Linked DNA regions of Mus musculus: region 2 is linked to region 1. A link is a contact called in ENCODE Hi-C or POLR2A ChIA-PET data. All regions are on one chromosome and are shown on one strand. Each heading gives the region's core, a stretch centred on a gene start or an enhancer-like site at or near the end of the contact. The rest is flanking DNA. Distances are from core to core; before and after follow the strand shown. Region 1 overlaps Ppp3cc (protein phosphatase 3, catalytic subunit, gamma isoform). Region 2 holds the start of Ppp3cc (protein phosphatase 3, catalytic subunit, gamma isoform).

What was found. A loop is a pair of places that touch in the nucleus more often than their neighbours do. ChIA-PET counts read pairs that join two places held with the same protein, here RNA polymerase II (POLR2A).
Region 2: a map of heart shows a loop between it and region 1 (1.9-fold over the local background). The contact joins the promoter of Ppp3cc here to the enhancer-like site in region 1. A Hi-C loop is called at or near these places in 10 of 37 maps with a recorded cell type or tissue (CH12.LX, T-helper 17 cell, T-helper 2 cell and 4 more). POLR2A ChIA-PET finds 5 or more read pairs at or near these places in 2 of 5 experiments (Patski and embryonic stem cell).

The regions. Positions count from the first base shown.
Region 1 is chr14:70,239,928-70,243,953 of GRCm38, reverse strand. It overlaps Ppp3cc (protein phosphatase 3, catalytic subunit, gamma isoform), which reads left to right. Exons shown (of 14, transcript NM_008915.3): 7 at 2,973-3,050; 8 at 3,131-3,225. Among named protein-coding and RNA genes, the nearest start is that of Gm33790, 6.7 kb to the left of the region's middle. Within about 2 kb of position 2,378, at least 1 of the 3 ENCODE cell types and tissues checked has a DNase peak (open chromatin) inside an H3K27ac peak, as active enhancers do; it is heart, where a contact is called at or near this core.
Region 2 is chr14:70,287,106-70,291,131 of GRCm38, reverse strand. Ppp3cc (protein phosphatase 3, catalytic subunit, gamma isoform) reads left to right here and starts at 1,635. Exons shown (of 14, transcript NM_008915.3): 1 at 1,635-1,951. The coding sequence starts at 1,903.

The DNA of each region.
Region 1 (4,026 bases), core at 1,129-3,628:
TAGTTCTTTAAAAATCTTGCTAACTGGTTAAGATAATACAGTAATTAAATGATACATATGTATAAAAGAAGCCTTAATTTGCCCCTAAACATTTTTAAAATAATCGTTTTGAATTCTACTCTGCCATCTATCTTTCTAGTGACTTATTTACTGAAACAATTTAACTTTTCCCTCTTATGATGTTGCTTAAGGACTTAGCATTATTGGCCAAATGTCATTTGTTACAGTTCCTGTGGTCACCTGCCAACACCTCTTACAACACAGGCCTTCCACCCAGAAATTCTCCTCCTAACACTTGGCTTGCAGCTATCCCCATACTCACCTGAGTTCCCTGCATCCCAGTCCGTCCTCACAGAGCTCTTATAGCATTGGTGGACACACTTGGCAGAACAACAGATGCACCTGAGCCAGCCCATACGGCGCAGGCTTACAGCTGACATTAGAAGTCATGCGCTGACTCTTGTTTTTAGTCTTTTTTTCTCTTTTGTTTTACGTGTAGGAGTGTTTTGCTCACATGTATGTTTCTGTACCACATGTCTTCCTGGTATCCATGGGGGCCAGAACCCCTAGAACTGGAATTACAGATGTGGGTGCTAAGAACCAAACCCAGATCTTCTCCAAGAGCAGCTCTTAATCACTGAGCCATCTCTCCACCCCCACCTCACAGTTTTGTTTCTGTTTCTGCACTTTTCTGTCAGCAGTCTTTTTCAGTGTTGATAATGGTATCACACAAAGTGCTGTCCAGTGTCCGTGAGCAAAGCAGACTGTAGTGTAACTTACAGAGATTTGTCAAGTGTGAGTTGTGTTCCTGGCCATGAGTTCAATGTTAATGATTCAATCTTATATTTACATAAAATATCATTATGCAAGAAAACATCGGAAACACTTAAGTGGTTGATGAAAATATGGCCAGAGGCTCCTAGGAATCTTAAACCTCATACGGAACCTAGGAACAATGTCTCATGGCATGAATCCTTGGCCGTGGGCTCTACCAGAATTCCACAGCCTCCTACCTCATTCCTAAGGCCTTCTCAAAACTGCTTCACAGTCTATGAATGGCTAACAGACCATTCATTGTTCCTATGCCAGTCAAGAGGGGGACTTCCTGTTCCGAAATTGTGATAATGTCATATATAGGTGATCTTAAAATTATACATTTTCCACTGAGCATAGTAAAAAGAAAATTGCCCCCTTTTTCTCAGACAGGATCCCGTGCATCCCAGGCTGGTCTCAAACTTACTATGTAGGAAAAGACAGCCTTGAACTTCTGCTTCTTCTGTCTCACCTCCCAAGTACTGGGGTTACATGCGCAGCATCCCTAAAATATGGTGTATAGGGGTTGGACCCCGGAATTTGTATGCTGCACAAGCAGTAGACCAGCTTAGTTATATCCCAATTCAAGAAAGAAATACTTTCTAAAAGATAAGTAAGTAACAGCTACAAATTCTGATGGTAATTTTATATCCTAGTTCTTCCTGGTTGTCAAACAGAAGTTCAAAAAAAAAAAGACCATTTTAGGAGTATATGCAGATATCATTAGAGTATGGTGGTCTATAATATTTATATCTACTCCTGAGATAGCCATGCATAGTACTATCTTGCTATTGATATTACATATAAAGTTATAAGTAGATTCTTTTAATTTTTCTAAAGGTTTGATGATTTAAGAAAAGCATGCACTAATTTTGTAGGACCTACTGTATACACATACATGCATACATGGAGTTGTGATACATCTTCGTATCAAAATACCAACATTTTTGATCCTAATACTAGTAGTGTTAAGGTAAAATAAATTAAAAGATGGAGAAACTTTCTATTCTAAGGTGTCTTCTTCAAGTTTGATAGTAGTGTGAAATAGAAATCACTGGTTTCTGAGCTTTTTTTTTTTTTTTTTTAATCGAAATTGAATATAATATACTCGACAGACAGACATAGAGTGTTTTTCCTCTGGGCTGGAGGAGTTACTCATTAGACCTGCTTCCTGTCCTCTCAAGGATTCTCGGAGAGGCCTGGGTTTAAGACGCTCTGAGGAGGGAGGTTGTGAGGGAGGAGCTGGTTTCTGAGCTTTTAATAAAAGTTCAGTCGTAGGGCTGGAGAGATGGTTCCGTGGTTGAGAGCACTGGCTGTTTTTCCAGAAGGCCTGGGTGGAGGCACAATGTTATTGTGCAGTGTTTGAAGATTATCCATGTATTTTTCAAGTGCTGATTTCTCTGCCTCCACGTCTGGTTGCAATCCTGACATGGCATTGTAATACTTACTTTAAGACTCTCCTCCTGCCTCTGTGATGTGATGCTCCTTATTGATTCTCTGGTCTGTCAATAAAAGCTGATCAGCCAATGATTGGGCAGAGGAGGGAATGGGGCTGGACTTCCGATGCCAGCCAGGGGGGAGGGTCGGGGGAGGGGAGAAAGGGCGATGGGAAGTGGGATTCACTCAGAGGAGAGGGAGGGTGGAGGGGACCTTGAGAACACACCTGGAGCTGAGCGACCCAGAGCAGTGCTAAAATACAAGGATCTTGGGGGTTCGGGCTGGGAGGGAGCCAGAATATTTTAGAGGATTAAAACAGATTAATATTGACCAGCTATTGTGGTGTAAAGCTTGATTAAACAAGACTTACAGTATCATCTCATTGATTTGGAAGCTAGTCAGGGTAAAGAAAAAAATTATCACTCTGATGGCTCTAACACCTAGGTTCAGTTCCCAGCGCTCATGGTGGTTCGTAATTGTCTGTAACTCCAGAGTCATGGGATCTGCCACCCTCCTTTGGCCTCTGTGGGAACTAGACCCTCAGATGGTGCATATCCATACAAGTAGGCAAAAGCCTCATAGAATAAAGTAAATCTTTAAAATTGCAGAGTCCATAGTCTCTGTAATCTTAAAACAACTCTCAGATTGGGTGTTCTGTTTCTTCCTATTAAAACATAACTGCTATAATTCCATATTTAGGTTTTTCTCATTTTCTTTTTCAGTTACCCTGCAGTTTGTGAATTTTTACAGAACAACAGTTTATTATCAATAATCAGAGCCCATGAAGCCCAGGATGCGGGGTAGGTTGCACTTAGACCTCACCTTCCTGCAGATTTTACTTTTAGTGTAAAAATGCCTGAGTTCATATCTCCTTTTTCAGGTACCGAATGTATAGGAAGAACCAAGCAACTGGCTTTCCGTCACTTATTACGATTTTCTCTGCCCCTAATTACCTAGATGTCTATAACAATAAAGGTAAAGAAGTCCAGCAATATCTTAGTGTGAATTGTTAGTAACTGTGAGCTCTACTTTAATTTTGTGTTTTATTTTATTATTGTGTTCATTTGCTTATTTTTATTTTTTGGCTCTGTGGATGGAACCCAGGTCCTTGTGTTTGTGAAGCAGGCACTCTACCCCTGAGCTATATCCTGGACACCTATTTTTAAGTACAAAATTCAGTCAGATAAGAAGGTCTTGGGTAAGGGGTGAGGCTTTGTAGTAAAGCATGTGTTTAGCATGGGGAAGGCCTTAGCGACACTCTCTGGTATCTTACTCTGCTCTGCACCAGCTCCCCAAGAATCTGACATCTCTACCTCTCTCTCCCCAACTCCTCTTCTGATTTGTTCTGTTTTGAGACAAGGTTTTGCTATGTAATGCAGACTGGCTTTGAACTTGGGGTCCTCGTGCTTCATCTCCCAAGTGTTAGGGTTACAGGTATGCACTCCCATTCCTAGATGAAGAAGAGATCTTATTGGGAAAAAAAGGTCAGTAAGTTTAGAATGTAAGCTGCTGCTTGTCCTTCATCTCCTGAGAGATTAGGCTCTTTGGGAGCATATTTGTTTAGTATTTTAAAATGGGATCTCACTGTACAACCCAGACCAGCTTCAAACTCCCACCCTACTTTGGCCTCCCTAGTGCTGGGATTAAACATCCACCATCATACCTGGCTCTCCATTAGGTGGGTGGTTGGTTGGTTTGGAGACAGGGTTTCTCTGTGTAGCCCTGGCTGTCCTGGAACTCACTCTGTAGGCCAGGCTGGCCTAAATTTGAAGATTC
Region 2 (4,026 bases), core at 386-2,885, 48 kb before region 1:
GTACTTCCTGCACTGCCTGGCAAGGTGGTAAATACCAATAATCCCATCATTTGGGAGGTGTCGGCAGGAGGATCAGTAGCTCACCGTCACTCTTGGCTATGAGTTCCAGGTTAGCTTGAATGGCATAAGACCTGTTTCTAAAGACAAAACAAACAAAATCCCCAAGCCAAGCCAAGCCAACCCTTTCTACAATGATGAAAATGTCTTATCACAGCCAATAATGCAGCCAGCACTTGAAGTTTGGCTAAGACACAAGAGGAAACTGAACTACTAAAATTTAATTTACAATGCCACATATGGTTACTTATTGGCCATTGTAGTAACTATGAAGACTGGTTGGCCTATAAATTGTACGTTTCCTTGGATTTAAGTTTCAATATTTCATTATCATTGCTAAAATAAAAAAAAAAAGCAAAGTACTTTTTGCCTGGCCAAGTCCTGTCCTCAGTGAGAAAGAGGCTTCTAATTAAGGAGCAATAATGACCAATTTTTAACCTAAAAATAAGCCAGATTGTGAAACTTGACTATGGGATTGCAAGTCCCCATCACTGCAAAAATAAAACAAAATAAAAAACATATGAGGAGGGGATGAGGAAAATGGCTCAGTGAAACACAAGCATGGGGTTCTGTTTGAGTCCCTGCATTCAAATAGAACCTGGGTACAACCTCAGCGTTTGTAACTTCAGTGCTATGGGGGAAAGGGGACAGGCAGAGGGACAGGTGAGAGAATTTGCTGGCCTTCCAGTCTAGCAGGCATGTCAGCTTCAAGTTTAATGGGACCCTGTCTATTAAATTTAAGGTAGGAGCACTAGAGGATGGCCTCGACCTCTGGCCTCCATATGTGCTCGTATGGGCCAGCTCACCAGCACACACAAATACAAACACTTCATGCATGCACACACACCTACTCCACACCACACATACATGACACGCGCACACACACTCACACACGGTAGGGAGGCAGGTGCGGTGTCACTGTGTGTCACTATTCCACAGTGGAATAGATGCGTCCAAGTAGGCAGGTGACAATATAAGGGGAAATCGGTTAGAAGTCAATTCCCTTTCTCAAGGAAGCCTGGGCTAGCGTCCCAGAAGACAGTGAGTGACTGCTGTCTCATGTATATAGAAAGGGAGACACCGCTTCTCAGAAACGGGGTTCTCCCAGGAGCTGAACTGGAGTAGGATGGCCACGGAGGTACTTAGGCTGCTAGATACAAGCTGTATGCAACAAACATGAAGTTGACAGGGGTTTCAAAGTTTGGGGGTTGGTGAATGGGAGAGGGTAACCTGAGAAACAGGGTAGAATGGTTAATTTCTTATGGAGACAAAGTGGGTGGAGGACCCCAGTGATAACGGAGAGAGCGTTCATGAGATAGGGGCTCTCTCTGATGAGAGGGACACAGACTCAGTGGCAGCCACCAAGAATCAGGACACCTGCCTGGTCCCAAGGTCGCAGCTGCTTCCGAGGTCCCAGCGGCTGGTTTGAGAAGCTACAGGTCAGGGTTGGGCGTCCAGAGCATCTGCCCCACGCGAGGCGGACGGCGGTCAGCAGTGAATCCGGAGCTGAGACCCGAGATCCGCGCGTGCGCAGAGCGCGGCTGCGGCCCTCGAGGCCGCCGGGAAGTTGTGAGCGCGGAGGCGCGCACGCGGGGCCCCAGCCGCGCGCAGCCGCGGTCTCCCTAGTTGTGTCCCTCAGCCGCGGTCGCCGTAGCTCTCGACGCGGTCGTCCCCGCCGAGCCGCGGGCGCCGCCGCAGGGAGGGAGCGGCGCTGCGGCCGCCGCCGTCCGAGGACGCCCCGTATTCCGGGGCCCGGCACGGTGGCTGCCCGCTCGCCGAGCGCAGCCCGCCTAGGAGGAAGGCGGCGGCTTGCGTCCAGCGGGCCGCCGGAGCCGGGAGGAGACCATGTCCGTGAGGCGCCCTCAGTTCTCCACGACCGAGCGCGTCATCAAAGGTGCCGAGCGCGCCGCGGGGAACGGCCCTCGCCGGGCGACGGCTCGGGGACTCGAGGAGCGGGGATGGAGGCAGCGGCGGGAGGCGCTGCAGGGCGCGGGGAGGACCGGGCTGCTGTCCGCCGGCGTCCCCGGTGACTGCTGGACGGGTACCTAGCGGGAGGTGGATAGAGCGACCGCGCCCGCCATCCACTCCCGAAGCATCCAGGCGGTTTCTCCTGATTCCCCACTTTTTGGTCTTTCATCTGGGGACACCGTCTGGGTTGTGTGAGCAGGGAGTTCTCTTGACTCACCCAAGTCATGCCTTTCCTTAGGCTCAGCTCTTTTTTGACAGCTCCTTACCAAACCCTTTAAAAAATTATTTTTGAGGGGTGTGGTGGGTATACTGTGCACGTTTGGCTCACTTTCTCTACATATCCCAAGTCATTGCTTTTATTAAAAGAAACAAGATGATAGTGACACAGTCTTCTTAAAAGGGCTTACAAGTTTTGGCTATAAGGACTTGGTGAATAATAATCTCCCAGATGTCTCTCATTATATCTGATATTCAGTTATTCTAAGGAAACACGAAAGTGTTTCTAAATCTTCTGAGTTTATGATATAGTTTCTGCCCTTTACCCAAAAGGACCTGTCTAACATAACCACTGATTCACATGCTTCTATTGTCCGACTTCTAAGACCCCTCCATAATAATAGTTGGTTTGAAAGCACTGTTTTCTAAGAAGGTGCTATGCTTAGACCAGTTATTTCTGAGTGAGGTGGTTTTCACCATAGTGGGAAAAAACTAAAAATTATTTCCCCGTTTCATTTTGATATTAGGAGACAGGAAACTAAGATTAGTAATGATAATTTTTTTTTTAAATAAGGGGGAGCCTATTGAGTGCTCAGAGAGAGAAGGATAGTATTGGTGTCATAAATGTTAGTTATCTGCCTTGGCAGACAGTACTTTTGAGACTTATTTCCTCAGAATTTGGAATCATTAGGGATTGAAGTCAATTGTTCATAGAATGGACTTAGTCCTTTAACAGCTAGAGTGCCATGACGGTCTTCGTGGAAGGCTTTATAGCATTTAAGCCATGAGGAAGATCTGAGCCTCTTAATACACAGGAATCACTTCTACAACCTTCCCTGGTGAAGCAAGGTCATGGTGGACATTAACTTCTGAACTGTCCCGGGTAGCACGGGCCCATGCAAACCAACTGCGCAAGGGCAAGGGTGTTGGCGGGTTCCTCCCACGTTAAAATGATTTCTCGCCACTCTACCATTGTAGTGTTTCGTCCTTCTTTTTCTTCCCATATTTTTCTCTTATCAAAATATGCCTATTTCTCAGCTGAAGTAGACAGGGGAACCACTTAAACCTGAATCCCCGAGTCAAGCCAGGATAAATGAGGTCTGCGCGAGGCTTAAGCGGCGCTCTCCTCAGACCGGCAAGAATCTCAGAGTCTAATCTCCTTTTGTACCAGCTTATTTTCACCAGATTGCATCAAGGACATTGTAAAATGACCGTGTCTTACACTTAAAACGGAAGTGAAATGAAAGGCACTTGAAGTACAGGTGTGTTTACAGCTGAGCGGAAAACCATCTATAGAGTCTGTATGATTGGATACCAACTTGTTCTTTAACAGAATTACATATTAACACATGCTGTGTAGGAAAGGACCGAGTGTCGCTCTGTGTGTGAGTGACTGAGCAGAGTTTTATTCTGTGTCCAGCCAGGCAAATTCGTGGTTATTTCCCACTGCAGACTCTGCAGTGGTACACACCCATTTTAAGGCTTGGAGGGCGGGGAGGGGGAGGGGCGCTCTCTCTATAGTCCTGGATACCCTGGAGCTTCAAAGATCAGGCTGAACCCACAGAGCTCCTGCTACCTCTCCCTCCTGAGAGCTGGAATTAAAGGTGCATGCCACCACAGCTCACCTTTTTGTCTTTTTAAATAAGATTTATTTTATGTATTTGAGTATCGTGCCTGCATGTACATATGTGCACCATGTACATGCCTGTAGCTCTCAGAGGCCAAAAGAGGAGTTTGGATCCTCAGGAACTGGAGTTCCAGGCTGTTGTAAGCTGTCACGTGGGT